Linked DNA regions of Mus musculus: region 1 is linked to region 2. A link is a loop called in an ENCODE intact Hi-C map of the cell type or tissue named here. Cell type or tissue: heart. All regions are shown on one strand. Links, peaks and the distances in the headings refer to the core of each region. The heading gives the core; the rest is flanking DNA. Region 1 overlaps Dcun1d2 (DCN1, defective in cullin neddylation 1, domain containing 2 (S. cerevisiae)). Region 2 overlaps Cul4a (cullin 4A).

Region 1 (15,727 bases), core at 2,892-10,891, 140 kb after region 2:
CAGGGACTGAACTCAGGCTGGGCAGCACATGCCTTCACCTGCTCAATCATATCACTGCTCCTTTCCCTGAAGAATGTTAAATCTTAGAAATAAGAATGTATTGCAGACCTTCAAGATTTAGTTCTTTGTATCTATAAACTTCTCTGAACAGAAGTTAACTACAAGTCAGGAACCCACAAAGCCTGGAAGGAAGTTGTTTTCCAGGTTTTCACTAAGTCAGTTTGGTTACGTACGCTCTCAAAGATGTCCCGGTTGTCCCTTGACAGACCTGCGCTGACAGGCCACTAGTGATGTCATCTCACGCACCGAGGGGCTGGCTTTGTGGAGACTGGTTTCCAGTTCTGACCCTCCACCTCCTGTGAGATTCCCGTTCATTAGCAATGTCCACCTCGTAGGGCACGCATGCCTCAGAGCTGCTTCCTACCCCAGGAGCAGGCCCCAGTACCAGGAGCTGCCCTACAGCACATATGGGGCATGCTTTCTGTGTTTAGGCATTGACGAGTCCCCTGTCCTGAAGTGGGCCCAGCATATCTGCCCCACGGCCCTGTAGGCTGGGCAGCAAGGCACGCGTGTGACACCAAGTCTTGGCAAGTGTGAGGTAGGGTCAGCACAGTGATGTTCGAAGCTTGACACCAGATGAGCAGGTAGGATCCAGGCCCTCTATGCCTGTGTGCATGAGTGCACGCTGACCAGAAAAACACTGGAAAAGCAGATGGTGACACGGCACGGTGACACGGCACAGACCCAGGCGCAGACAGGTGAGACAGGGCTTTGGGTGTGGATTCCTTCTGGATGACGTATGTTTGCTTCCAAATGTATATGGCTTTCGAAGGGCTGGACACTGGGCACTGAAAACATCATAGACAGGTGACGGGAACTGGTGCATCTGATTTGTAAATCTAATTCATCACTCAAAAAGAAGTGTTTCTCATGGAAAACGTCCTTTTAAATATAAAATATATTAAAAAAATAAGAAACTTCTCAGGAGGCAGCATCCAGGCCTATAGTGATAACCTCATTAGAAGTGAACTGGCCGACCAGCTTGTCAACAGTTGGATATGAACCTGCTGGACCTATCCTGTGCCAGCCACCCTGTGCAAACTGCAACAGTCTCTTCTAGAGAAAATGAAAGCAAAGCATCTAGTAAATCTAGAGATTTGATAATTCAAAACTATCCATCTTGAATACCAAGATTAAAAGCAGTGGGCTCTCGGGCAAGGCCACCTTCCTGAGGCGTGTGTTTAACAGCTTGGACTTGTGTAAAAGATACGTCATTCTGAGGACACAGGTGCTGCTTTGAAGCATAACTGTAACATGATTCCAGTTTGGAAACGGCTGGTGCTCACCGTAACGTCAGGAGCTGGACAGCAAGCTCTCAGCCCTGCGAACAGGGTCTACGTTGCTTTCTCTAAAGACAAGTCATGCAGGCGGCTTCTAAAGCACTAGGTCTGCCCATGTCCCCGATGTCCCGAGGCGCTTCTGTGTGTCTGCACGTCAGCCACTGCAGCCTTTAAGCAGAGTAAGGGTTTGCTTCATGAGTGGACGAGGAAGACTCTGAGGTCAGCGACAAATGCACACAGCAACCCACGCAGCTGTCTCCTCCAAGACACGCCCATCCTACCCGCCATCCGGCTTTTCCATCTAGAAAGGGCTGCGTCTCCCGCCTGTGACCACTGGCCGTGCGTATTCTACAAAGTCATCTATAAGGACAGGCCATGCTCCTAAAGGGAAACAAACAGATTTTTAAAATAAGTCTCATGCCAGTATTTTTATATTAAAAATATTCTTTCCCCATTCTAACATCTAAAGAAACAAAGGAATCTGAAGCTTATGCAACTTGTGTCTGATCACATGACTCGCTGAGTCACTTCTGTTCCAGGAAATAGGGTGAGTGAGTGGTGGGCTTGATGTCCTCGAGACCACATTCACTGATCATGCCTACATGGTGGCTTCTCAGGCCTCAGCCGATTCATAGGCAGTCAGTCAGACTCTGTAGACTGGGAAGGAAGCAATGCCCGGGAGCACTAATCCCTAGTCATGGGCACTCTTCCTCTGACTCCTTACCAGAGACCCCAAGTATATCCAGTGCAGAACACCACAGCTCACGGGCTCCTCCGCTGCACCGGCACGTGCTGCCTCTCATGCTAGCTGGCTTCTGGCAGACAGTCATGGCTCCTGAAAACCAGGCTGTCTATATTCAACTATCTCTTCATTTCCACATGCTCTCGTTAGGCACTGGCTATGAGCTGGACATTGAGCGGGGAGGTCACAGAGATGAGGGACAGGATGTGAGACAGATGCTGTCAGTGACAGGTGCTGTCCACAGGCATGAGGGATGAGGGCGTCCTGGACAAAATCCTGGAGCTACACCTAGAGGGGAGAGCAGCCACCTGGACCAGACACCTCTCTTGGGGAGCAGTGCTACTGTGGGAGGATGTCTCTGATGTGAGGTTCTCTGGCATCAGGGAAAACATGTCTAGACTTATGACAGCATGTGCAAGTCATGCTACCCAGGTTTGATGTGGCTACAGGGGCTGACAAGGCAGTAAGCCAGTACACTGCTCTTAACTCCTGTGGGTGGGCAGCCCTTCTGGGTCAGTGTCTGCTCCGCACTCTGGGGCTAGTCAAGTAGCATCCGTAGGGTGTGTGAGCATCTCTGGTAACCCTGTGAAATCCTACAACTTCTAGTACCTTCTTCATCGTAGTTAGACAAATCATCTGCAATCATGTTTCCAAAATCTAGGAGAAGGTTCCAAGTATCCCTTGGAATTGATCTTTTGTGATGCTCCTAATACATAAGAGAAAAACATCCACCAGGTTAAGGTTCAGATCTCAGCTCTCAGATATCACAGTGGGCAGGGCACACTGCGTCAGGAAGCGGTTCTCCTGAACGTAGGGAGGAGCGCAAACGCAAAACCATCACAAGGAAAGGCAACGGACGTCCATCAACGGTACGTGCTAGGTGCCATCTGTCCAAATGAGGAAGACTGAAGGATCTAGAAACATTTTACACTGACAACTGTACATTCCTGCTTTGGTCACACAGAAGGCCAGTCTCTAAATGTCTTCACCCTCCCCCCACATCCTCAAAACTGTTAGGAGGAAAGGACGCGGGACAATATGGAGTTCTAGTTCTCCTTGTCTTATTTCCTCAGCTATACTTCCACAAGTCAAGTGTTTCTTGAGTGGGATAGTTGTTTAAAAATAATCTCTGTTTCTTAATATTCTACTTGTATCAAAAACATAGACTAATACAGCACCCTTACCACAGAGAGGCAAGTTCTGGGGTGAAGCTGGGCCCCCAGGGCTCCCTCTCAGCTGGTTCTCCCCTGATGGCCTGCAGAGTACTCGTCAACTCAAACTTAGTACTGTCACACCAGCCTCTACATGCCAATGCACACGTGTAATTGTGCAATGAACAGCTGCTAAGCCTGCTACATGTGTGCATGCTACCTTAACACTCTTTTCACATTTCTCTTTTTCTGTGCAGGTGTATAGGTCAGGGACCACCTGCTGTGGAGGTTCTCTCCTTCCACTGTGCAGGATCTGGGGATTAAAGTATGGTTATCAGACTTCGTGGCAGATACCCTTATCTGCTGAGCCATCTTGCCAGCCCTTGTCTTAAATATTTCTTTCTTTCATTTTTTGGAGGCCTACTTATTGACTTTATTCTTGAAAAACTTCATATAGTATATTAAAATACCACTAGATTGTCAGTGGTCTCTAGAGTCTGTCCTCCCCTGCCAACATTCAGTTTGAGAAGTACCCAGCTGACATCGATCTGACTGCCCTGCTCTGTCCTCTGTCCTCTTAGGCAAACAGTGGCATTCTGCTGTGTCCATGATGTGGCGGGTGGGTGACTCCTTCTGATTTCTAGACCTGTGGCCGCGGAGCTCTCTGGAGAACATCTCTAGTTTGGTATTACCCGAGATGAGAACCTGGTGAAACAGGCCAGTAACCCTGGCTACTTACTAGGCTAGGCAGGAAGATCCCACGTTCAAGACCTACGTAAGCTGAGCAAGTCAAACAAAAAGTGAGCTGGGCTGTAGTTCAGCTGTAGAGCACTTGTTTAGCATGTAGGACGCCATAGGCTCCATCCCTGGTCACACAATGAGTGAAGGAGGAACTGGGTACTGGGTTATCAGCCACTGAATGTCCCAGAAGTAACATGGCACGTGATGGGATGAGCCCCTGGACACGAAGCCCTTCTCAAGGCCACCGAGATGTGCCTGCCCTCCACATGCTTTGTGAATTCTATCACTAGATCAAACAGAGAGGGGAGTGAAATGCCCAAAGCTACCAGTCTTGCCCATGAGTGCATGCTGGCTGGGGTCACAAATGGAGTGAGACAAGTGTTCCCCACCAGGCCACAGGATGTGCTGTGGGAAGCATGGCCTTCTTTCACTGTCGAGACGGTGTGAAGGTCTGGGTAGCCCTGCTGTCACCAGGGCTGTTGTTTGTGGACCCAAAACTTGTTCTTGCACACTCTACTCACTTCAGAGAGCTCACAGCTAAACTGGCTGTCCCTACAAGACAGGGTCTAGCACAGCCAGTGTGCCTGCCTCAAGGCACCACACAAAAGCCTCCTGTCCTTCTGTATGAGGCAGGATACATTTTAAAATAGTGTCAGATTACACATACATGGTAGCAGGGCACCACTAGACAAGATCCAGTCCACCCTAGAGTCCGGAACGTGCTACAAGTGTGGTTCTGGCATGAAGAACACTGGGTTTGGAAGTCTTCAGAGGAGACAGCAGGATAAGAGCTGCTGAGATTTACAGCTGATGGACAAACTCTGGTGCAGCTCCCATCCACACCTCTGTGCTGTGGCTCTCTGTAAGCAGCGGACCTGTGCAGCCTCCTGCTTGATGCCTGATGCTTCTGTGCTCACACTCTAACCTGATGGCTGTGTTCAGTCTTAGCTATTTACTTACTTACTTTTGTTTTTTGAGACAGAGGCTCACTATGTCACCCTGGCTGGCCTTGAACTCCCAGAGACTTGCCTGCCTTGCCCTCCTGGGTGCTGGGATTAAACGTGTGTACCCCCCACGCAGAGCCTAAATTTTAGCATTTTAAACCAGAAAAGCTTCCTTTTGGTTGGGCACAAAAGGTAAGAAACAGTCACTTACCAGCAGAAATGTGTTCCAAAGATCTAAAAACTTAAACCTTCCAGACAATACTAACTTCCAATATGCAACAGCCATTTCTAAATCTGGCAGAGAGAAATGGGAGGTGAGGGGAGAAGGGGGAGGGGGAGGGTAGAGAGAGAGAAAAGGGGAGGGTGATTAATAAATCCCAGTCTTTTTTTCTTTGGGATAGAAATAATTCCTTGGCCATCCTCCCCAGCAGTCACAGGAGAGCTGATCTCTATACAAGGGTTTCTGGAAATGGCATGGAACCCAATTTCATGAATCTGAAGAAATTTCTTAGGGAGCACTTGTGTATTACTTGGACAGGTAAGTGGTTGTCCCCAACTAACCAGTTTTGGAGACTTGCATTCCTCGTGTATCAGATTTAACTATGTGCCTGATGCAGCTAGGGCTGGCTGTCCTAGAACCATCTGATCCCAAGCAAACTGGACAGCCAGAGGACTCTGAATTTCTCACTGCACAGTGAAGACAAATTTCTACACAGAGAAAACCATTTCCACTACCACAAAGATTTTTAAAAGTTTACGTTGTTTCTCAATCAAAGCCAATATCCTCTTGCTCAACTAGAAAGCAGTGATTTCTTCATTTTAAAACAAATCTGTGCTGTAAGGTATGTGTTTAATGGAAACTGAACTGTGGGTTTCAAGGAGGCACTGGAACAGGATCTCCAGTCAGACCTTTCTGGAACAGCAGTGTATTCTATAGTCTTTGCACATTGTTTAAGTACTTCTTTTTATATGCTAAGGAATAGCATATGAAGACACAGGAAGGCTATCTCTAAGCCTGACCAGTTTCAATCATGATGAATACTGCTCATCACAGGTGATAAAAAGACAGCTATATTGAAACAGTCTCCTAATTATATTTATGCATGTCTGTCAGATAAAGCCATGTGAAACACAGGCTGACAGCTGTATGAAGGGGACAGATTAGTTTAAATACAAAATACACAATGAAGCACTTTTCTAGACTTTCTTCTAAATCTGATTTGATCCCCCTTGGGCAGGTATTATTAATGTAAGTGTTCTACTTTGAGATTTCCAGGCTGATCATCACCAACACTGATAAACTAGATACAAGGGTAGCAACCAACAGTGGATAGGACTCTCTCTAGAGGCTTACAGGGCATGCTGCAGGCCTGAGCCAACTAAGCACACTGGAGCTCACTCAGAAAGGATGGAATCAGAGAGGCCCAAGGGAAGGACTTGCCTGGTGTCACCGATGGGACCCACAGCATAAGGCTGAGATGTTTAGTCTTGTTCTGCTTCTAAGTCTATATCCTTCTCCTTCGGGAAGGACACTAGGTGAGATCTACAGTCAGCTCATCTTCACGGTGTAAAGCACAGTGGGAAACAGGAAGAAAGAGCAATAAAGTCTCACGGCATACTTCATAATCTAGTTGCGTCTGGCTTAGTTCCCGTCCTAGAGCCCTTCTTATAAAGTCCCTTAGCTGAATGTGCAAGAGTTATGTGACTGAAGGTAAACATTCCAACACTTAATATTCCTGTAAAGATGTCATACTATCCAAGTGAGCTCGGCCATTTGGAAAATAATGACTAAAAAATCCCAGACTTGGGACTGAAGTTGGGGCCACAGTTACTTTGGTATGAGGATATTTTAGCATTAATTTCTTTCTAGGAACTTCTAAAAAAAAAAGTCCATTAAGAAAATGCTAGAAGGTAAGGCTAGCGAGAACGTACATGTGTGATGCTCCACAAGACAAGAAGCATCCTCTGTTCAAAAAGAAAAAACAATTAGTATAAAACTTTGTTTCCTTGAAGATTGAGAAACTCAAGCCAGCTGACTTCCCCGTGGCCAGTGTAACAACAAGTAAGTTTGCATTAGAACAAGGAATCAGGCCAGGGTGCAGCTTAGCACTCATATTAGCACCTGTAAAGTTCTGAGGACGGTCCCAGGAGCAGGCACATGTGTGCTCATGCATGCATGTGTGGACATACACACTCATGTCAAGAAAAGTTTAATTACCCCCTTGCTTAAGTGAGCTGTCTGCTGGGCACAGAATAAAGAATGTTACCCCATGAAAACACTGCAGCTGGGTCAATGGCAACGAGACCAGGACTTTGCAGCCAGTGTGGGTAACTTAAGAACCCTGACTCAAAGCCACCAATACTATACACCACAGGATCCTGACGAGCACAGACACAAAACCACAAGGGAAGAAGAGAATGGGGCTCTGATGCCACTCCTCATGACAAGAGGGGCCTCTTCTAGGAAACGCAGAGCCATGCCTGCCTGCCTCTGCTGGTGCCAATTCCTTAGCAGATGAACCACACAACAAGTGTGCTCTGGAAAGACTAAATTGACAGTTCTGCATTTAATTTGCAGTCATAAAGGGATTCATTCTTTTGAAAAGGCCCTCAAAACCTTTCCTTGGATAAAAGAAACAAGCAAAAGAAAAAAGAAAGAAAAAGAAACAAATTCACTAACTTTTTGCTTCCTGGTGTTCTCAGAAATAAAAGACAGCTCTATGTTCTCAGTAAAGAAAACACTAAACTTGTTGTAGCTTTACTTGCCAATTCTACTGTCTGAGGGCATGGAGATCAATAAAATGAAGATTAACTACATCATGCCTGCATCTTAGAGAAGGCTCCTTACCCTTATAGTACACCTCTCAGAAACATTCACAAATACAAAATATATTCCATCATATTTTCCTTTCTCTTTCTTTTTGTTTTGCGATGTTGGTAACCAAAACTATGGTCTTATGTGCGCTAGCCAAGTATACTATAAGCAGATCAGAGCCCTCAGCCTTACGTTTATAAGTTTAAAGTAGGCAATGATTTTAGAGTCTAATTTATAACATCTTCGAAAATACTAGGGAACTAAAATTCATATGGAACACCAACACACTGAGTGTCATGACTATATATGAGTAGCTACCTGCTGTTAAAAAAGCCTGGTGTGGGACACAGAACGACAGTAAAATCTACCCGGCCCAGCTGTTAGCTGCAATGCCCTTAGAGAACACTGTTCACCCAGGCATTGGAAAGGCTGTCCAGTTGAGTCCTTGACCCAAAAGATTCGAAGCTCTAGACAATACTTTGAAACCACTGAATTTTGAGGTGTCTTGTTATGCGTAATAACTTACCCAAGCAGTGTATCTTTGGTAAGCATTAAGAATTTACACTTCTTTCCTTTTTTTTGTTTTGTTTTTTGTTTTTTTGTTTTTTTTTTTTGTTTTTTTTTGGATGCTGGGTCTCACTATGCAGCCCTGGCTGGCCTGGGACTTGATCAGGCTGGCCTCAAACATACAGCAATTGGCTCAGGCCTGCATCAGTGCCAGGATTAAAGGCTCTCGCTGAATCTGCACTTGCTGCTGATCTCAAAGGCACTGAAACTGTCACCGTGCAGGAAACACAACACAGGGGCCTATAAAGAATTCCCAAGACTTCCATACTTTCAAGTTATAAGACATTATAAGACAAATTAAACTCATAAAAGTTAAATGAAATGCTAACTTCCAAAAATATTTCACTTCATTAAATAGAAGGAATCTGCTAAGATTGCATAGTATCAGTAAATGTAAATGGGTTCTTCCATTTTTTGCCTTTTTTTTTTTTTTTTGAGTCAGGATCTTTCTATAAAAGTTTGAGTTATCTCTGACATGCACCAATACACTTGCCTTCCAACAGCTCAGACTCTGCATATTTAAGGCACCATGCTCAGCTTCAAGGATTTATCTTCAAGGAATCTTAATGTCCCACTATTATACTAAGTTCCAAATCAGAAGGAAACAGAAAAACAAAAATAATTCCTAGCACCCACAGAGGCTTTAGGCATCCTTTTCTCAAAACCACTGAACACTAAGGGATTGTTGCTTAAAAACCTGCACTAGACGTAATATTCATCAACTCCTCTAAGAATTAAGCTGCTCAGGAGAAGTGTTACAGCTCCCAGCTGGTGAAGGACAGTGTAGCCCGAGTGCACTGCTCCCATGCAGGGGCCACAGGCAGGGCTTCTGTGCGACTCAGCATGGCCACAGTTGGGCTCAGGAAGAAGAGCAGCTGAGGAAATGAAGCCTGGCCGCACAAGGTGAAGTACAGCAGGCTCAGCAGGCACAGTCCTGCTCCAAACACAGCACATCTTCCTTTAACCAGCCCTTAGCCTCTTTGTCTCTGAGGCACCCTAAAGCCTGAGTGAGTCCAACAGAGTCTTCTGTTAAGTTTCTAGAAAACTCTAGCAATGTGCTTCTGAGAATCTGATAACATTTAATGGGGTGATGAGGGTCTAAATTAAGATAGACTTCAAATGTAACATGTTTTCTCGGAAAGGAGAGAGGGGAGAAGAAGATAAAAAATCAAGAGTTTTAGCTCCCAAAGTAAAAACTCAAGTCATAGAGTAAGGATGATGCAGGCTGGTGCACACCCTCAATCCCAGCGACCTGGAGGCAGAAGCAGGCACATCTGGGTTTGAGGACAGCCAGGGCTACATAGTAAGACTCAGTTGGTGCAGTACAACCAATTTTGGCTTATCCCCGCCTAGCTTACAAATAAATGAGACTCAGACTACGGTTATTTTATGTGGCTTTGATAATCACTGGGGGTCATCTCTCATCGACTCTTCTAGCTGTAGGATTGGCTACCTCCTCAGTGGTGTACCCCAGATACTTGCTGTTTCTCCTGGCTACGTGCTCATAGTTCCTCTCCCCTGTGGCAGCGGCTTCCTTCTCCTCTCTCATTCCTACTCTTTTCCCCTCGCCTTTCCTCCTCCAACCAGGTCACTTCAAACTCACCTACTTCTAATTTCTCCAGTAACTGGCTGTCACCAACTTTATTTAACTAATAGTTTTAAATCAAGGAACAAGGTTTGCACAACAAAAGTTTGTAAAAAGACTGCCTACCCATGTTTATTACTGCACGATTCACAAAAGCAGAGTGACAGCCTAGATATGTCAACAGGTGAAGGAATACAAAGAATGTGGTGCACACAGTCAGTAAGCCATTCCGTGTAAGACACACGGTGCAGGAAGTCATTCCATGTAAGACACACAGTGCAGGAAGTCATTCCGTGTAAGTCACACATGGTGTCAGTAAGTCACTCCTGTAAGTCACACACAGTGTTATAGTAAGTCACTCCTGTAAGTCACACAGTGTCAGTATGTCATTCCGTGTAAGTGTAAGTTACACACAGTGTTATAGTAAGTCATTCCTGTAAGTCACACATGGTGTCAGTATGTCATTCCATGTAACTCACACACAGTAGTAAGCTAAAATCATCATGCAGGGAACCGATGGACCAAGGATCACAGTGAGTGAAGCCAGCATGACACAGAAGGACAGAGTATCACAGTTGCACGCATATGCAAACATCTACTAATTTTTTTAAGAATTGGTCTGGGCATGGTGGCACTTGCCTTTAATCCCAGTACTTGGGCACAGCAGAAGCAGGGAGATCTCTGTGAGTTTGATGTCAGGCTGGTCTACATAGAAAGTTCCAGGCCAGTCAGAGCTACATAGAGAAACACTGATTCCAAATGAAATCATATAAGTTAAATGAGGAGATGGGCCAGTGACTGAAGTGTGAGGACCAGGGTTTGGATTCGCAGAACCCACACGCAAAGCTGGTGGGGCTGGAGAGGTGACTCAGGTTCAGAGCACTGGCTGCTCTTCCAGGGGACTCGAGATCAATTCTTAGCATCCACGTGGCAGGCAGCTCACGACCATCTGTACCCAGTTCCTGGAGATGTGATACCCTCTTCCGCTTTGTGTGCACCAGGCATGCACGTGTGTTGCAACCCGTGTTAGAGGAACACTTAAACAGCTCTAGAACCCATGGGATGTAGCCCACCAGTTAGCTCAGTCATGACGGAGTGCCCCGGAGAGGCAGGAGCTGTGAGGACTGGAGCTGTAAGGAGCTGTGTGGCCCACCAGTTAGCTCAGCCACGATGGGGTGCCTCGGAGAGGCAGGAGCTGTGAGGACTACGTGCCCTGAGGACTTGATGCTGCTGTAGGGTGTTGCTCTGCTGCTGCCCTTGGACCACATCCCTCATCGCCTCTGGGTTGTGTGAAAGCTCTAAGGGGCTTCCAGCCCCTCCCTAGGCAGTACCATTGGCACTCACAGTAGCGCCTGATCTTTTCAATGGGCAGACTAACAATTCACTCACCATCCTTGGAAAGAACTTAAAGATGTAGATTAACAGCAATAACTACCACCCTTAGAAAGAGTCTGGAGAAATAGATTGTTAGTGAAGCTAGGTTAAGATGTTTTTGTTGGTGGCTCTGATGCCAAAAATCTTAGGGAACAATTTGAAGTTTAGAAAGGCACACTCTTAATAGTTGAGCTAAAGAATTTTTGGTGGTAAAAGAACAAAGAAAAATGGCAGCTGGCCAGCAACAGCTGGCGTGCCTCTCTTGCTAAGGCTGGGCTGCTGAGCAAGATGATACTGATTTCCTATGCTCACTGTTGCCCTCCGCTTCCTGATAAGATTTAATACAAAACTGTTAATAAGTAGATGTGTGTTCTGGATTTAAAGTAGAAATGACTGACTGTTTTTATATAAAAGTTTAGATTTGTGATTCTATTAAGATTTTTGAAAGATTACTTTTTAAGATAAATGATAAGGTAATTGATCTCTTCTTTGAAACCACAAATTGTAGCCTGCCAGTAAGAGAAACTGGCTGAGAAAATTACTTTGCTTGCTTACGATTTGTTAATCTATAATAAGTTGCTTAGTTATGAATGTATGTGGGTCCTTGGGAATAATTTTTATACCTGTACTATATAATGTATTTTATGTAAAAGTATTGGGGAACATATTGGTTTTTTGTGATTGTTTACTAAAAGAAAAATAGAATGTAACCATATTGTAATTTTTGTACTGCTTGAAAGATTTTGCTGGGATATACAAGCTGTGGGAGAAAAAATAAAATTGTTGGAGCCTTGCTCCATCTACCCACAAAATGCATATGTGTATAGGTATGCAAAATGGCTGGAGCCTTGTTCCAGCCACCCAATGTGTAAATGTATGAATGTATGTATGTGTATGTGTGAAGCTGCTGGAACTTGTCTTGCTTCATTTACTGTGCGCATGTGTGTGTGTGTATATGTGTGTGTATGTATACATGGGGTGTGTGTGTGCGCGCGCGCATGCTCCCCTGCTTTACACCATCTCCAACCCCACATCCCCTTCTTGGATCACTGAACACACAGCCGGAGCTGGTCTTCGACACACTTGATACGTAGGCACACATAGACAAACATTCATACACATAAAGAACAATTTCTAACAAGTGAAAAGGCTGGGAGGGTACGGCAGCCCACCTATAATCCCACGCAAGGGAGATGGAGAAGGGAAGCCCGGGAGCAAGCTCGCTAGCCAGATTAGCTGGCACTGTGAACTCCAGGATCAGTGACGCCCTGCCTCATTGTGTAAAGTGGACAGTGACCAAGGAAGACACCCGAGGTCAATCTCAGGTATCTACTTACAAACATGTGCACACATGCACGTGCACATAGGCAAGCACACATGTGCACCACATAAAAGACATTAGGAGGGTAGAAGAAGGACTTGGAAGGAAAAGGGGGCCAGTGTGGAAGCTTGAATGGGAATGGCTGCCATAGGCTCATAGAGTTGAGTGCTTAACTAATCAGAGAGTGGAACTGTTTGACGAGATTAGGAGGATTAGGAGGCGTGGCCATGTTGGAAGCAGTGAAGCCCAAGCCAGGCTCAGTCTCTCTCTCTCTGTGCCTGCTGCCTGTGAAATATATAAAACTCTCAAGCTACTTCACCAATACCATGTCTGCCTATGTGGCGCCATGCTCCCCACCATGATGATAAAGGACTAAGATTCTGAAACTGTAAGCAAGTGTCCAGTTAAATGGTCATGGTGTCTTTTCACAGCAATAGACCAGTGACTAAAGACACCCAGTAAGTGGGAAAGGAATGGGGGCAGAGAAGGTCATATTTGGTAAACATGGTTGGTGTATATTATATGCTGAATGAAAATTTCATAACGAAGCCCATTATTTAATACAGTCTATATATTCCAATAAAAGAAACAGCAGCATGAGGCTCTGCTTGTCAAAAAGATATGGAGAAAAGATCAATCACTAACAACTGCTAGTGGTTATTAGAAACAGTTTTAAGCCTCCATTTTTGCTGAAAAGAAAACATCAGGGCTTCCCGGAGATGCAGGTGAGCCTAGATCTGAAGAAAACTTTGGCTGAGTCTTAAGCTGCCCTGCACACACTGAAGGAGCAGCCAGTACCCCATGGTCATATTTAAGAGACTGGAGTCAGCCTGAAAAGCAGTCTGTTGCCTAGAGTGGGCAACTTAAGCTTCAGAAAGGATCACGATCTGTCATGGACTAGCCTTCAGTGTCACGGACTAGCCTTCAGGGTCATGGACTAGCCTTCAGGGTGGTGACCCATGAGCCCACAGAAATATGGGAAGCAAACATGTCCACCCTAAATTAGATCCCACTCTGAGTGCCTGAATGGCAGAGATGACAGAGGGGACCCATGTGCACAGGCTGACGGGACTGTTGCAAGATGCTTGTTGTCACGGCCTTATCCATAACACCCAAATGCACCATTAGAGTGGCTACTGTTCAGGCCCACATTCTGACTCTTTACCAACATCCCTGGCAACAGTCAAATATCTAATGTCACCAGGATCTTGTGGCCAATGCCTGGGTCTGCAGACATATTGCCTCAAGAACCCATGGCCTCCTTACTCTACCAGGAGGGCTTTGCAAGAGCTTTCCAGGGTAGGCACTGCCTGGCCATAGGTGGCCCAGCAGAAGAGCATGTGTCATCGCCAAGGCTGGTCTCTAAGCAGGGCAGACGGGCTGCAGAGACAATGCAGTGCTCACAAGGGTTGATGACTACAAGTCCCAGCGCCCACATGGCAGCTGAGAGCTGTCTGTAACTCCAGGTCCAAGAGGACGTGACACCCTCAACTGGCTTCCTGGGCACAGCACCAATGTGACTCAGATATCCCCGCAGGCAAATCACCCAAACATATGAAACAAACATGCATAACTCTCAAAACAATCGAAAAACAAAAGGGGCAGAATGCAGGAACACTGCCCCCTCCTTCCTTCCCTCAACACACAGGCTTCGCAGGTTTCTTCCTTGTGCACTTAGGCACAAGGACCAGGCCCTGCAGAGACAAGGTCACGGATGTTCGTTCGCCTCATTCACCTCTTGCGGCGCCTGGCCTGACTCGCGGGTGTGGGATGGCAGCACCTGCCTCACTGGTCTCATTTCTTACCTGAATCTCTCTTGGTTTCCGTGCTGGCTGAGACTGCAATCCGCCACCACAGCACATCCCTAACCCTGGCATCTTCTGAATGTGGATCAATACCTGAGTGTTTTCCCAGCAGCTCTCTGACAGGAAGTGATGACATTTCTACCTTTTGAAATGAAATCCCGGTGCATCTATTCAGACAAGTTTCTAAACGCAGCCATGAAGGAAGGTTGGCCTGTCTGGCTCCTGAAGCACTCGGTCTGACTTATGAGGCGCTGTGACTTCAGGGGAGAAGGCCACTACACAGGCAGGCCAGCCTGGAGGAGAGGGAAGCTGAGTCGTGGCCCTGTACACCAACATGAAAACATCCACACAAGAGAAAACAAACAAGAAGCAGAAAGCAACCCTGCAACCCCAAGAGACGGCTGCTTGGCTGCACGAGTCTCTTGACCTGCACCAGGCTGGAGGAGAAGGAAGGGAGATGGCAAAGACCACAGGGGGTGGGGGGTGGGGGTATAGAGTTGATATTATGCTTAGGAAGAAATGAGACAGAAATAAGCCCCACCCCATAAATCAAACCCTCAAGCTGAAACTCTGAGATGTGTACATGTGTAGTCAACCACAAGAGGAATTGCACAGCTCCAAGGAGTTGTGCTGCAGTGCCATGCACAGTGGAGCTGTTCCGAGGCGTAGCTGGAGCAATCACCACGCAGAGAACAAGTCCCAAACATTCACACTGGCAGCTCTGAGCCACAGCATGAAACACAAACTAGCTCCAGGTTGAAGGATTTAAATTTCAAAGCCAAAAGATATGATCAATAGGTGTTTCCAGTTACATGGAGAGAAAGTAGAAGAAACCAAAACGGAGACCACGTCACCACAGCTCTGTGTGCTGGAGCCACACTGATTTTGTCCTGGTAGGACGTGACTCAGGTCTGGCACCCCGAAACTGAAACCGGGAGGTGATACTCACCTAAGCCCTTCTGCCCAGGGTTCTTAGCGAAGGTGAAGGTAAACTGGTAAAGGTCCTTGAACTTGGCTGGGTCCTTAAGCTCTTGCTCCAGTCTGGGGAGAAGAGCTTTCAGCCTCTCGGTGCTATCACACCTGCAACAAGAGAAGGACTCGTTACCTGGGATCTGCCTTTCCACCACTCCTTCTTCACTTACAGAGGCCTCATCTCCCAGGTTCCCTTGCAAATGCTGGTAAGATCTTGTAGCTATCGAGCTGTGAAAGCACGCAAGCCACTGTGTGCACGCTGACTGTATGAAAGGAAGGCATAATACCTCTCCTGGGCATATACCCAGAAGAAGTTTCAACTGGTAATAAGAACACATGCTCCAGCATGTTCATAGCAGCCTTATTTATA
Region 2 (15,727 bases), core at 4,969-12,968:
CTTGAAGGGTCTCTGCATGAATTTGCATTTAATGAACACCAGCAGAGCCCAGGCCTCCAGCCGCCTGCGGTCCCTTCTTTCATTCAGTGTTCTTCACCTGAGAGGTGACTGTTTGTGGCACAGGAAGCATTTTGTTTTAGTAGCAGTAAATAGTCTTCAGGTGGTATTTAAGAGAGCAAATGGATGGCCTTGGACACCACGGCCCCCGCTTGTCAGTGCTCAGCATGGCGCTGGCGCAGCCTGTCGGTCACTGAGGAGTCTGCTGTGGGGCGTGACCCTTGGGATGTAGGAGCAGTATATTTTCAGGAATGAGTGGATATGAGAGCAGCTACAAACTGGCACAAGCAGAGTCCAAAGGCTGCCACGTCCCACCTTTGGTTGTTGGACTAAACCTTGCTTCTCTAAGGTGATTCCTTTTTAAATGCCCATAGCACATTGTCTTAGCCTGACTGGACCCTTCCTTCTTACATCAAGAGAGGACATTTGGAAACAGTCTCCAGGACAGGTATAGCTTGTGCTCAGGCCTGCAGTAAGTCTGTGCTACCTGTGGGCTGCCACCTGCCTTGAGGTGTTCTCACATATTAGAAATAAATCAAGTCTCAGAGTGTTTCATGTCAGTAGGTGTGACAGCCATAGCACACCCTTAATCCCAGTACTCAGGAGGCAGAGGCAGGAGGATCTCTGAGTATGAGGCTAGACTGGTCTATATAGCAAGTTCCAGACAGCCACAGCTGCATAGTGAGACTCTGTCTCAAGAAGAACAAAGAGAAAAATGTTCCTTTCAAATGACTATTTTGTGAAGGACAGTATACCATACACACAAACTGGATATTACAAAAAGAAGATGGGGCTGGAGAGATAGCTCAGTGGTTAAGAGCACCAACTGCTCATCCGAAGGTCCTGAGTTCAAATCCCAGCAACCACGTGGTGGCTCACAACCATCCGTAATGAGATCCGATACCCTCTTCTGGTGCGTCTGAAGACAACTACAGTGTACTTAGATATAATAATAAATAAATCTTTTTTAAAAAAAGAAAAGAAACAGGCTGAAAAGAAAAAGAAGAAGTGCACAGTCATATAAATGTAAGTGTGGACTGACTCGGGATGAGCTGCTGGGGAGAACTGACGTAGAAGACATGAAGGTGCTTTAAGGAAAAGGAGTTGAGGAAAGTTTCTCTGTTCTCTGTCCTCGGTAGAGAACATTTTTGTTTACATCTCACACTTGAATGAGATTCTGACATGTGTACGAGATTTGAAAGGGGTTTAATTATGACTGGTGAGACTATATTCTTTCAATGGGTAGAAATATTTGATTTTTTTTTCTGTAGGCTGTTTAAAGTTGCTTTTTTCGCTGGATGGTGGTGGTGCTCACCTTTAATCCCGGCACTTGGGAAGCAGAGGTAGGCAGATCTCTGAGTTCGAGGCTAGCCTGGTCTACAGAGTGAGAGAGTTCCAGGACAGCCAGGAAGGACTACACGGAGAAATCCTGTCTCAAAAAGCAAACAAAAGTTGCCTTTTCTTCATCAAAATCAAGAAAAAATAAGTGAATTCTACAACAGTCAGTAAATAAACAGGGATCAGCATAGCCTGGTCTGTGTCACTCAGGACTCACAGGTCTTCCACCCACACAGCTGGAGTCCGCTATGCCTGAGCAAGGGCTCTGTTCCCTCCTGTCACTGCCCAGGTTCACATCAGAAAATGGCCACGTGATCCAAACCTACTGTAGAGTCCTGGTACTGTTGAGCAGCCTGATTGGAAAACAGCTGAGTTAGAGCAAAGCTGGAGATTTTAGGTGCAGCCCCCCGCCCCCCAAGGAATAGTGGGTGCAGCGTACCATCAATCTGAGCCCCTCACTGTTGGCCGCTGCTGTCAGTGTGGGCAGCACAAGCACTGAGCGCCTGTATGGGCTGCATGGTAGGTAACTGCAGGGCTTTGCAAGAGCTTTGACACTCTGCTGAACAACCACCTTTTCCCTTTGTTGTAGGCTGTTGAAAATCTTTGTTCTCACAAAGTCTCCCCAACGCTCTACAAGCAGCTGCGCCAGGTCTGTGAAGACCATGTCCAGGCCCAGATCCTCCCATTCAGAGAATATCCTTTCTTTGTTTTGCTTTTTTTTTTGCTTTATGGTGTTTCTGTTTACTACACAAGTCTTTTTAAAATGGGATGAAGAACTAATGACTATCCTTAAGATAAAATAATAGGTTTTAAGTCTTTTTTATAGAACAAATAGCCTTTTTGTTTCATAATTCATTATAATAGTTGTTTAGTGAAATTTGTAACATTTAAGTTGCTGATATGAGTGAGGTTAGACAGCCTCCAGGTACTACATCTGGTTGGAACACTCAGGGGAGTGTTTGAAAATATATTAAGTTTAAGTTCTGTCCTTTAGTAAGAGTCATCTTATTTATTTTCTATGATATGTGACAAATCCCCACAAATATGGATGTCATACCCAGCTTATTTTCTTGGGGTGTATCTGTCAGGAATCAGGGTACAGCCCAGTAGTTTCTCTGCTCAGGGTCTCGTAGGCCCAAGTCAGTGTGTCAGGGAGGCTGTCTCATCTAAGGTGGGTCTTTCCTGGCTCCCACAGGTGGGAAACTGTAGAAACAAGGTCCCGACTTACCATCTGGCCATAGTGGTCCTGGCTTAACCCTGAGGACTGTGCTCAGGGCCTTGCTGCATCCAGTTTCTCCCGGTGGATTGTGAACTACTCTGGGCAGGCAGGAGAACCTGCCTGTCTGGCCTGAGACTGTACCTTCAGGGACAGAACCAGACAAAGGATGGCTGGCTATAGTGTTCCAATAAGAAGGGAATTAGTCCAGAAAGAACCCAGATGCCCCTCAACAAAGGAATGGATACAAAAAATGTGGTACATTTACACAATGGAGTACTACTCAGCTATTAAAAGGAATGAATTTATGAAATTCCTAGGCAAATGGTTGGACCTGGAGGGCATCATCCTGAGTGAGGTAACTCAATCACAAAAGAACTCAAATAATATGTACTCACTGATAAGTGGATATTAGCCCAGAAACTTAGTATACCCGAGATATAAGATACAATTTGCAAAACACACGAAACTGAAGAAGAACAGAAGACCAAAGTGTGGATACTTTGCCCCTTCTTAGAATTGGAAACAATCACCCATGGAAGGAGTTACAGAGACAAAGTTTGGAGCTGAGACAAAAGGATGGACCATCTAGAGACTGCCATATCCAGGGATCCATCCCATAATTAGCCTCCAAACGATGACACCATTGCATACACTAGCAAGCGCTTGCTGAAAGGACCCTGATATAACTGTCTCTTGTGAGACTAGGCCGGGGTCTAGCAAACACATAAGTGGATGCTCACAGTCAGCTATTGGATGGATCACAGGACCCCCAATGGAGGAGCTAGAGAAAGTATCCAAGGAGCTAAAGGGATCTGCAACCCTATAGGTGCAACAACATTATGAACTAACCAGTACCCCAAAGCTCTTGACTCTAGCTGCATATGTGTCAAAAGATGGCCTAGTCGGCCATCACTGGAAAGAGAGGCCCATTGGACTTGCAAACTTTATATGCCCCAGTACAGGGGAACGCCAGGGCCAAAAAGGGGGAGTGGGTGGGTAGGGGAGTGGGGGGGGAGGGTATGGGGGACTTTTGGGATAGCATTGGAAATGTAGTTGAGAAAAATACGTAATAAAAAATATTTTTTTTTTTAAAAAAGGGAATTAGTCTGGCAAGTACTGTAGGCAGGGCTGGGCAGAGGCCATCTTGGGTTTGCTGCCATGCCATCTGTGACTCATGCCCACAAGGACATCAGTCTGACCTGGCCTCAGGCCAGTTTAAGGGCACAAACTCTGTTGTGTATAAAAACCCATGTTGACTTCTTTGGATGCATATATTCATGTCTAAAACAAATCCCAGAGCCCTCGTATCAAGATTTTCTCCTGATTGAGGAAATCTCTGTTTTTCCCTCCTGTGGAAACTTGGTCCTTGCATCTGTGCAGACCTTGTTAATTCAGAGTGCCTAGTAATGTTGCTGGACACAGCCTCTGTGGTCGTGGTGAGAGACCTGCACAGAGCCTGTGTGCCTGCTTCCCACAGCGGGTTGTCAGGCCATCCTGAGTTCTGCTACATGGCTTCAATCAGGATGAACTAAAGACTGCAAGATTATACAAGATGATGGTGATGGGATCCCTGGAGGACCTGCTGGCATGTATCTTCCCTCAGGAGGTAGCTGTGAAGCATACGGAGCCTCTGCCCCATTCAGAGCACAGGAGGAGCCTGAGCCTGGGCCGGCCAGGGACACGGGCACCCAGCACGGTTTTGCTGCAAATGGCTTTCTGATTACCTGCTTTAATCACCCGCCTGCCAGTTAATCCCACTCTGGGGGTTGACCTATGCGTTCCCACATTCAGCAAGCCTTTGTTCCCTACCCAGTGTCTTAGTCCCTGGATTATAGAAAAGTGGCTGTGCCTGATTTCCTTCTTCCAAGGAATCATAGCCCTAGGACAGAGCCATAGATTTCTTGATAAGAAAGCAGGATTTTAAAAATTATGACTTGTTTTACAGGAGGGAAATAGCACTAATACATTGTATGTTATAAGTGACAGACACATGCAACTCACAGCAGCAGAACAGAAATCAGGTAGAGCCCCCACAGTGGCGGGGTCAGGGGGAGTCGGGGATACCAGTGGACTATGCCCTGAAGAACAATGGGGTGTAAGCAGACAGTGAGCATGACTGAGTGCCAAGTGTGTTGCTGAGAACTGCAGATCACAGACTGCACTGCATTCTGGATATGTTACAGGAAGTTGTACAAGCCACTGAGATTACTTATAGTTTCTAAGCTAAAGCTCAATACAATTGTCATGTAAAGATCACAGCATGATAGGACAGCCTGGCCAGTATGCAGCCTGGAACCATCACCAGCCAACACGTTTCCAAGAGCTGTTATGTGCTGCCTGGCATCACACTAGGTCCTGAGAGAAAGCACTGTGAGCAACTCAGGTGTTTGTGTAACAGACCATGGCCACCTCAGGACATAAGGAGGAATAACCCATCTGCCTGAGGAGGGAAATGCTGAGGGGACAGGAGGCCCAGCGAGGAGACAGCCCATGTAGGTACACGGCAGGCAGAGAAGAGCCCACTGGCAAGAAGCAGCAATTGCTGCTGCAGGCTTCCAGAAAAGGAAAGCTCACTTTTGACCTGCAGTGAGACTGGCCCGTGCTGTGCTGAGGGCCAGGCACTGCACAGTTTTGGCTCAGTGGATGTATTGACTAATGGGGAGAATGGTAACTAAATAGTCCTAAAAAGAACAGTGTTGTATAGGGTGATTTTTTTCAGCTTTACTCTTCTATTCTGTTTCCAGCAAGAGTATTAAGATGCTGAAGCCAAGCAAGCAGAGATTACACTTCTGCTTTCCTTTAAGAGGGCTTTGTGATTGGGAATTTTTTTCTAGTCTATCATTAGCATTCTTGCTATTGGGTGTTAATTGTATCATGAAAGGTGTACTTCACTTCCATGGATGGTGTGAGTTCTTTGCAGGGATCAACCCTTCTCCAAAATGAGACAAGAATGCTTACCAGGAAGCTGCCTCAGCAGAAGCCACAACAGACCCTTTTGACACGTGTGTATCTCACTGCCTAGAATTACTCATCTGTGCCACCGTGGTGACACCTTAAGCCTTGCATCCTAGAACTGACTGAATTGTAGCAGGCTGAGCAGGATCTCGATCAACATAGTACTCTGTGGAAATGCTTTGACTCTTTATACGGTTTTCCATGGAAAATAGCAGAAAATGGTTGACCTGCATTACTTAACAGAACTCTTTCATTACAGAACTTTGACATTGGACCCTTGCATCTTAGAGTTACTAGGCCAGGTACAACTTGCCTGTGGTTATTGATGACACCTGAGCTGCCTGGTAGCATCAGATAGACTAGTGTCAGTTTAACTCCATCTTAAGCTTAAAGGCTCATGCAAATTCACTGCCACACAGCATGCTGGCCAATGTGAGCGTATTAGGAACTTCATTGTCGGGCCAGAGGCATCTCTCACCCTGCTAAATCAAATGTCCTGTGGCCAACCTGTGTCTTGCTTTGCCCAGCTTTTTGTGTAGGTTTCTCATAGTGGTCTGGCATATTTTACCATTATAGAAGCATTCCCCAAGAGTAATATGCTAGCCACTGAACTAACAGTGTAAATGTGTGAATGTGCTTCCTCGGACTTAGGAGGGGAAAACTAGACCTCTTTGAGCCACCGTGGCTATGGCCACCTGCACAGATGTACCTGTCCCTCTACCGTCTCCCTGAACATTGTCTTCCCTTCCTGAGGGTGGGCCAGCACCATGTGCCCCCACCAGCTGCCTGTGACTCACGGAAGAGCTGCTGCTTCTCTGACCTGGCTGTGGCACACTTGGCAAGCTTCTCCTCTGTCTGGGTGTGCTGCTTCCTCATGTGAGCTGAGTGTGCCGGCCCTGCGTGCTTGCACTCGCATGTGAGCTGAGTGTGCTGACCCTCTGCACTTGGACTCATTGACATGGATGGGACATGTGCTGCTGAGTGGCAGACAGGACATCTGGCACTTTCCACCTACAGGGACTGCGTTCTCTGTGTTAGGAAGCTTGAAGATCAAATGAAAATGGGCAAAAAAAAACCTTTGTCTAAAAACCCACATTCTGGCATCTTTGTTTTCAAACTGTGCTTTACAGTTTTAGAAAAGTGTTAGGAGCTGGAGTGGAAGCTTGTTGGTGAGAGCACTTGACCCAAGGCCAAGTCCCAGGACCTGTATCAGGCAGGTGACTTAAGCTCCATGTGTGATGGGACACCTGGCATCACACAAGTAAACAAGTCATTTGAAAGAATCCTAAACATTTAAAAAATAATGGCTCAGCAGTCAGGGGCACTTGCTGCTCTTCCAGAGGACTGGGATCTGGTTCCCATAACCCACATGGTAGCTCACAACCATCCATAACTCCAGTTCCAGGGGATCCGATGCCCTTTCTGCTCTCCTTGGGCACTGTACATATGTGTATATACACACGAGCGCGCGCGCACACACACACATACAATAGAATGTCCTAATAACAAGGTTCAGGCCAGCAGAGTATATGGCGAGACTCTGGCTTAAAAAAATGTTTTTTGAGTCTTTACTAAACCTCATACACTGGCACATGCTTGTAGTATCATCTCTGGGGATACTGAGGCAGAAGGATCTCAGGCTCCTCATAGTCTCTATGTTAAGATCCTGACTCAAAAACAAACAAGCACAGTGTGGTGGCTGATACCTAAAATCCCAACACGTGGGACACTGGGAAGGAGGAAAGCTGGGTTTAAGGCCAGTCTTGGGCAGAGTGACACTGTCCCAAAAGTATACACACAAAATCCCAAACACAGAGAAGTACACTTTGAGTCTAGGTGGTGCACAGTCTGGTCATAGATGCAACCTTGTGTTTAGCGTTTTAAGTTTTTACTGGGGAAGCCTCTATCACTCTTGAGCTGCCAGCTCCCTGCTGTTATCATTCAATACACACTTTTTTACTGTTGGACATCCTGGTCCCATCAGTCACCAGCTGTAGAAGGTCCTTTGTAGAGTTATGTTCAGTCCTGGCCCTCAGTGGGGTGCAGTCCTGCCCCCCCTCCCCATTAAGCACTTGTGCCTGGTTATCTCTGTAAGCTGGCAGGAACAGAAAGCAGTCCTACAGAGAGGAGAGAATGGAAGTCAAAGCAATAAGGCGCAGATCCCAGGGGGCTGGATGTGTCAGGTAGCTTACTACAGATAGGGAGTGAGGCCAGTGGACAGAGACAAAGAATTCACACTCCTCGCTTGGGAGCTGCAGGTCTCTGTTGGTATATTTGTAAAAAAAAAAAAAAAAAAAAAAAAAAAAAGCCATGGGTGTTTGTTTTTCACAACCTGGAGACGAAGTCCCGAGACCCATGTGCTAGTTCTCTCCATCTGGTAAGAGCTTCCTGCTTTGTGGGTAGATGAGGCAGCTCTCTGCGGTGTCGTATATACCCACTGGCCCTGTTGCCTTAGGATTAGGTCTCCACTGTGGATTTAGGATACAGAAGTGTTGAGACTATAGTGTGGTCATATTCTCACTGTTTGTAGAGGGACATCTAGCAGGGAGGGTATTGGTCAGAGTGAAAGTTGGAAAACTGGGATGGACTATTGTGTTTGAAGCTTCCTTAGCAGGTCTGCACAGACTCACTAGACAGCGTTTTATTTCTAAAGAAGATTAACACATGCTGGCAAGATCACTGCAGACAAATGGTAAGTGTAACCTTCATCAGCCTTGACGCTCTGTCAGTGCTGCCTGAGTTAGCTCACTCACACCTGCTCACTTGTACAAGCCTCTGCTCTAGACAGAATGAAGGTGAGCTCTTCACAGCCGCCTTTCCACCAACTTGAAGCCTGAGCTCAGGGACCCTTCACCACGTTAAGCAGTAGAATGGAGTGGGGAGGTGGGCTGCTCAGCCTCTTCTAGGAGGAGGTGCTGCCTGCAGGTCAGCAGTCACTGTGTGCTCATCAAAGACTCCTCCAAGTCCTCAGAGGAGGCTTCCAGTGTCTAATGGAAACGTTGGCCTGAATTCCAGCTCCTTGACTTGACACATGGGTTTCAGTGTGGCCCAGCTGTTGATGACCTATGAGAGAAGATAGTCTATGTGGCTTCTTCAAGTAGACTGAACGCTTATTTTCTAAAGATGAGCATTCTGAGCTCATGGATATAAAAAACAAGAATGTCCACTTGGGAAGGTATTTCAAACGTCAGCAGGTCTCACCAAAAAGTGGAGGCAGTTCCAGCTGGTGAACACATGGCTTCAGCAGCAAAGGAGAGGACAGTTGACTGCCTGCCCTGGAGCCCAAGAGCCTCAGGGCAGTGCAGCAGGCTATCTAACTGTTGGAAAACTTAAGCCAGGGATAGAGGTTATATACCCACCTGCAGTCACCACATTTAGGAAGTAGAAATAAAGAAAATAAAAAGTTTAATGCTATGAGACCCCCATCTCAGAAAACCAAGAATGAAAGATTAGACAGACATGCACAAGCTTCATTTTGTCATCAGTTGGGTGATAATCAAATTTCAGATTTCCTTGAGGCTGAGTGCTTTAAAACCCTTGTAGTCTGGGCTGTTGCATTGAATGGAAAATACCAGAAGAAAAAGCTAAGTTTGTAAAAATGAAGGTCTTGGTATATGCGGGGTTCCATCAGGAATGATTGACACTTTGAAGGCAGCTAATGTAAGATGGCCTAAGAAGTCTCTGTTCTCAGTGGTGTGTGTGTGTGTGTGTGAGGGAGGGATGTGTGAGTGCTGCTCCTCCCTGTTCTTCAGATCATGATCAGAAGCATCTTCCTGTTTCTGGATCGAACCTACGTCCTCCAGAATTCCATGCTGCCTTCTATCTGGTAAGTCCACCCTGACCCCTGGGCCTCCTGCAGACCTGCAGAGTTCTCTTGTTAGAGCATGGTGTCTTCACGGAATAGACTCCCACGACTCCTGGGCTATATATAGGCTGAGGGAGCAGGGTTAATTTGTGGTCATTTCATATCTGCTTTCTGTGGAAACAGTTACAGCAACAGTGGTTGCTGGAGACAGTATGGGTGCAGGGGTGGGGGGAGGAAGGGATGCAGAAGGGGGCAGAATCAGTGGTGATTCCCATAATCTTGATACCGTTGAGGCTCACGGAAGGAGAATGGTGAAACATAGGCCAAAGATGATAGGCCCAACAATAGCAATTCGATAATTGAGTGCCTGTGTGGCACAAGATATCTCATTATCTCCTTGGGGTAGTGAGCTTGGCCTATCTAGGAATTAACCTCATTTATGGTAGAGGCATAAACATCCTGGACTGGCCCAACAAGCCAGTTGGTAGGAGGACTCTTAAAGATCTGGGTATCACTGGCAAACAGCATTTTGGGGCTGGTGCGTGTAGCACACGTGAAACTCTAGAGGATCAAAGGTAAGCCAAAGCCTGTTGTGCTTCTCCATCAGGGACATGGGCCTAGAGCTGTTTAGGAACCACATCATCAGCGACAGGATGGTGCAGAGTAAGACCATTGATGGGATCCTGCTGCTGATTGGGCGTGAACGAAGTGGAGAGGCTGTGGACAGGAGTCTGCTTCGGAGTTTGCTAAGCATGCTCTCAGATCTCCAGGTGAGGCCTTGGTCTTGAGCATTTGTGCTTGCGCCAAAGTAAAGGCAGGCTTCAGAGCTGTAAGTGGGGACTAGTACCCAGAAGTATGAGTGGACATCCCGATTGTCTAGTCCTTAAGGAGAGTGATGGAGGCCTGTGGTACAGTCTGCACGGAGCTGCAAGAGAAGCGCCTGATAAGAACCAGTGCTTGAAAAGGAAGGTTTCTGTGCTCAAGCTCATCAGGAGCTGCTTGTTTCCTAGGTGTACAAAGACTCATTTGAGCTGAAGTTCTTGGAAGAGACTAACTGTCTATACGCTGCTGAAGGCCAGAGGCTGATGCAGGACAGGGAGGTGAGCTGTGCGGCCGACTGCATTTGGCTGTAACCCACTCCTTGGGCCTGCTGCCCTTTTGTATGTATACATTTGCCAAAGTCTCTGGAGTCTTTGGGAGAGAACTGCTTGCTGTACAAAGGAGTTAATTTCTTTCCCTTAGAAGCTTTCTTTCTTTATTTCCCCTCCCCTAAGTATTTTCTAAAATAGCGATGTTTAAGCAAGCCTATGTCTAATGTCTGAGCCTATGTCTAAGCAAGAAGATAAAGAGCTAATCTTAAAAATCAAACATGTCACTGTGTAAAGCATTGGTGAAGAATGTATGTGAAGAAGCCTAGATAATAACAGCAGTGTCACCTCAGCCCCTCTGAGCAGCTTCTTAGGTCTAGAGTCCAGTCCCAAGGGAGTGATGAGTCCTATGTGGAGCCACCTGCCCCTGCCAAGATGGGCCCAACCCATCAGATCACAGTTTAGCTGCAGCCGTGCTAGCTAAGGTGGCACTGAGGACAAGCGATGGCTGTCTGCAGTTGCCGTGACTGCAGGGGAGGGAGGATGTCACCGCTGACAGATCCGTGTGATCCATGTGTACAGGTTGCTAGTAAGCTTTGGCTGTCTCCCCAGGTACTGATACTAACTCACCCATCGTGGCCCACTGGTATTTGTCCCCCCGCACTTGGTAGTAAGCCGTGAGAGTGGCCTGGGCCCTGCCTGGTTAGAGGGGCTTCTCAGTGGCAGTCTGTTAGCGAGTGAGTGGGTTTGCTTCTCTCTCTCTTTTTCTCTATTTTTTGAGGAAATTTTATGTATAATGTGAGAAGTCTTTGTCATTGATGTGTTAAATGTTTTTTTTGGAAGGTTCCAGAATACCTTAACCATGTGAGCAAACGTCTAGAAGAGGAAGCAGACCGAGTGATCACCTACTTAGACCACAGCACACAGTAAGTAAGCCCTGCACTGACTCCTCAGTCCCCACAGCCACGGCCTGCTGGCCTCACACTGAGGCTATGGCCATGCTTCTGGCTGCACCCAGTACTCTGAGACTCTGCTCCCAACACCGAGCTTTGCTTATAATGTGTGCACTCAGCAGTTACACACTGGATTTCTTACCACGAGCTATCTCAAGAGGACTCAGGAAGGAGAGCGACTCCCTCAGCGCCTGAGTGCTTTGTTTGCCTGATAGAACTTCACTGAGCACCAGGCTCTTGTCTTTCTAGCCTCTTGTTCTTCTAAGGTTTTGTGAGTCCATTTCCTGTGCAGGGTGTGGTGATTCGAGTGTGAGCACAGGTGCCTGAGGGAGGAGCCAGCGGTGTGAGATCCCGAGAGCTAGGGGGCTGGGGTGCAAGAGCAGTGTGCACTCTTTAGCCACTGTCCACCCATGTCTTCATGGCCATGATTCTCATGAAACAGTACACAGTTTTCTCTTTTCATTTGTCTTTTCCTCTAGACTCCAGGTCGATGCAGTGTTTGTGCAAGATGTGTTATGCACTACTGTGAGGAGATGGAGACATGGGGGTGGGGCACAGAGGAGACAGTGAAACTCCCGTCCTTTGGGGTTTGGGGACAAGAGGAAAGAAAGGGTCAGATCCCAGGAGGCATAGCATGCAAGTTCAGGACAGCACCTTTTTTAAAAGAGCATTGTGTTCTCCATTTCCAGAGGGGGCACCATGGGTCCCAGTACAGACCTGTGCTGGGAGAGGCTGGGTTCCACCTGTAAAGAGACTCTCTTCTAAGGATCACTGGTCAGTAAAAAAAACTATAGCCCATGAGCTGAGGCCGAAAATAGGAGCTCAGATACCTGGCAGGAATAGAGACTTCTGGGAAATAAAAACATGGGAGACCCCACCCCCCCGAAAACTGAGAAAACAGATGTTTGAAGACAAGGAGGGAAACCGACCATGCAGCTGAACTCTGGCTGCAATAAAGGGGGTAATAAGTTAAAAGCAAGGCAAAGCTTTGTGGCCTAAGCATTTATTAATAAATAGTCTAAGAGTCATTATTGCTGGGAATTAAGTGAAAAACTAGATTTTATACATGGTGCCAATGTAGAGAATATAATCCAAACCTTTTAATTTCATATTCAGTTATTAGGAGTCAATATTTAAGGGGATTAGATGTTCAGGAATAAAATGGATATTTACATCTGCCTGGTGGAGGCGATGAGTTAAGGGGAGGCCATAGGAGGCTGAGTGTTAGCAGCCAGAGAGGAGCAGAGGCTACACTGACTCCCCAGAAGTGGAGCCTTAGGCCACTCATTTCTGAACTCCATTTCCATGGAGGGTGGGATATAATCCTGCCTTTTGCCATAGGTGCTATGAGGTTTAAATTTGCTAAAAAGTTCCTTGTAAAAAGTTGGTGTACACCTTTAATCTAATGCTCAGGAGGCAGAGAAGCGGGTGAATCTCTGAGTACAAAACTATACTCATCTACGTCGTGAATTTCAGGCCAACCAGGGCTACTTAGGGAGACTCGGATGACGCTGCCTGAGTCCAGTCCCTGGGACCCAAGTAGCAGAAGGAAAGCGTTGAGTCCTGAAGGTTCCTCTGCATCTACACACATGCTGTGGTGTGTGCGCAATGCATCATTTCAAACACTGATACAGGGTACTGAACCCCAGTAGTGTTCCTTATAAACTCTTGAACAAAGACACGCGTACAGTTAATCACTCTCTGTGCTCTTCTGAAAAGAGAAAGTGAGTTAGAATAGAAGAGACAGCCAGGAAGCTGGTGTGGTGGGGCTCGAGGGAAGCCAAGGGAGGTCCGCAAGCCTGTGGGTCTCCATAGTGAGTTCTGTACAGATCCTGTCTCAGAGAGAAGAGTGGCTGGGCTGGGGATGAACCAGGAAGGCCATTTCTGTACCTGTGACTGCAGGGGTCAGCCTCTGTTCTGTGTGGCTCATGAGCCCAGACCTCACAGTGGGCTGTTTCCATGAGCAGAGTCCTTCCCGATAACCATGGGCCTGAGGATGGTCAGGGTGAGGAGTGTCTCAGACCTAGAGTAGCAGATGAGACAATTGCCGGTCCCTCCTGTGATACAGAGGTGAGGATCAGGCTGACAAGCACAGTGGAAGGCAGAGTGTGTGGGGAGACTGTGGGCCATAGTGAAGGAGAGAGGTCAGAGTCTGGATCCCCATGTAGTTGGTAATGTGCCACAGAAAATACTTAAGCCCATAGATCCTAGGCCTGCTAGTACCTCAGCATCCTGCCCGGCAGGCCAGCGTGAGGGTGAACATGGTGCGGAATGCCAGAGTAGGCGCTGATAGGACTGGAGGCTGCACTGCTAGACCGCATCCCTGGGCTCCCGCCACAAGACTCCAGACTGCCCTAGAGTTTACATGTGTGATTCAGGAGGCTTTAGCAAGTGACATCCGGGGCCAAACTGTGACGGGCAGAGGAAAAAGTCAAAACCCAGGGTGCCGTACCCATGTACCTACACCAGCCAGGCAGGCAGACCATTTCCTGTGGACCTGCTGTGTTATTCAGCAGCTTGTGTTTAGAAATGCTGCTGCAAGAGCCAGGCAGATGTTATAATCCCAGCACTAGGGAGTGGAGACAGACCAGCGTGGCCTGTGTATTAAGATCTTGTCTAATGAAAAGAGTAAATTGAATTGAAATCTGGGTTAGAATCATCAGCAAAAGCCATAATTAATAATCAGTGTAATAAAATCTTAGGTTTTAGCCCTCGGTCCAAGTGGCTGTTAGATGCCTGCTGTGTCTTCAACTCTCACCTCAACAGCTAACCAGCCTCTGTACTGACATCATCTGGTTTGCTTTTACAGAAAACCGTTGATTGCCTGTGTGGAGAAACAGCTGTTAGGAGAACATTTGACAGCAATTCTACAGAAAGGTAGGTTTCCCCAATCATGAGTGATTTTACAGTGAGTTTTAACCTTTAACTTGTGAAACCCTGTGAGCATTATATATAACTTCACAAATGGTCAATTGTATAGGACAAACTATTGTGACATGTGTTTATTAAGTATGTTAGCCCTCAAAGGAATTCATAGTTAAATGATACGACTGGGATCAAAGGTGGGCACCACCACACTTGCCTTGTAACTTGCTTGGATTTTGTATTTTTTAACTAAACATTAAAGAACTTTGCTGGCTGGGCACTGGTGGCACACACCTTCAGTCCTAACACTTGGAAGGCAGATGGATCTCTTGAGTTTGAGACCAGCCTGGTCTACAGAGTGAGTTTCAGAACAGCCAGAGCTATTACACAGAGAAACATTATCTTGGCGAAAGCAAACTGTAGGCTGGTGATTTTCAGCCCTGCTTGGCTAAACAACCTTGGAAGGTTTTTCTTTTGTGAAGTAATTGTTCCTCGTAGAGAGTACCATCATATAGAATACATATGTGCAGCATGTCAGTGCATGATACAGTGTGTGCTGATTATAGTTCAGCCATCAGTATCTCCAGTATCAGTGCCTCATGCCATTTCCTCATTTGCCACCTTCAGTCTCCTCTGTTCTAGTTCTTCATAAACTGTACACTAGGTTACCATGAGCATACGTAGAAATCTAGGCTCTTCCCAGAGGGAGATTTAACTGGAGAGAGCTAGGACTTAGATCGGTAGATAGCTCTGGTGTCTTGAGAAGAACTGTGGGAGGAACTCAAGTTTGTCTTTAGAGGGCATTACACCACTTTGTACATAACATTAAAGCCATAGCCCACCCACTTCCTATGCTCTGTACTTGTTGGGTTTTGTGTCCATTGGTTTAGTGGTTTTTTTTTTAATTTTTTATTTATTTATTATATGTAAGTACACTGTAGCTGTCTTCAGACACTCCAGAAGAGAGCGTCAGATCTTGTTACAGATGGTTGTGAGCCACCATGTGGTTGCTGGGATTTGAACTCTGGACCTTCGGAAGAACAGTCTAGTACTCTTACCCACTGAGCCATCTCACCAGCCCCGGTTTAGTGTTTTTTGTTGTATTTTCACAGCGATTGTACACCTCCAGAAATTATAATGAACACAGCCACTCTTTTGTAACACTTGGATACCAATGTAACTTGTTAAAACTTAATTGTTCTTGTCACCATTCACTGTTTAAGGTCGTATGGCTGTGATTGATGGGAACTGTGGCTGTGATGGGAACTGTGGCTCCTCCTTCCTTGTGCTCTGAGTATCTGGAGATTCAGCTCTAAGGCAGTGCCACTCCTGCTAGTGGCTGGGAGACTCTGCTTTGCCAGGCACTCGTGCTGGTCTCTGTGAGACACGTGGAAGCAGGACCACCATACAGTAGCCAAGTAAACCAGGACAGGAGGAAGACTGTGTC

Evidence for each region. A loop is a pair of places that touch in the nucleus more often than their neighbours do. Peaks named below come from ENCODE experiments on the same cell type or tissue, not always from the same donor. Only the 100,000 strongest peaks of a DNase experiment are listed, where the experiment ranks them.
Region 1: it touches region 2 in a loop (2.2-fold over the local background); 6 of 42 quality-filtered maps call a loop at or near these places.

Annotation. Positions count from the first base shown.
Region 1 is chr8:13,256,256-13,271,982 of GRCm38, forward strand. It overlaps Dcun1d2 (DCN1, defective in cullin neddylation 1, domain containing 2 (S. cerevisiae)), which reads right to left. Exons shown (of 7, transcript NM_001024504.2): 4 at 15,335-15,465; 5 at 5,130-5,212; 6 at 2,692-2,788; 7 at 1-1,721. The coding sequence ends at 1,642. Among named protein-coding and RNA genes, the nearest start is that of Adprhl1, 10 kb to the left of the region's middle. In heart, for the core only: no CTCF peak of the experiment used is centred there; no DNase peak of the experiment used is centred there.
Region 2 is chr8:13,113,486-13,129,212 of GRCm38, forward strand. Cul4a (cullin 4A) reads left to right here. Exons shown (of 20, transcript NM_146207.3): 3 at 1,985-2,088; 4 at 8,192-8,261; 5 at 9,322-9,395; 6 at 9,982-10,144; 7 at 10,385-10,474; 8 at 11,306-11,388; 9 at 14,225-14,292. Among named protein-coding and RNA genes, the nearest start is that of Mir7065, 15 kb to the right of the region's middle. In heart, for the core only: no CTCF peak of the experiment used is centred there; no DNase peak of the experiment used is centred there; H3K27ac peaks cover 742 bases.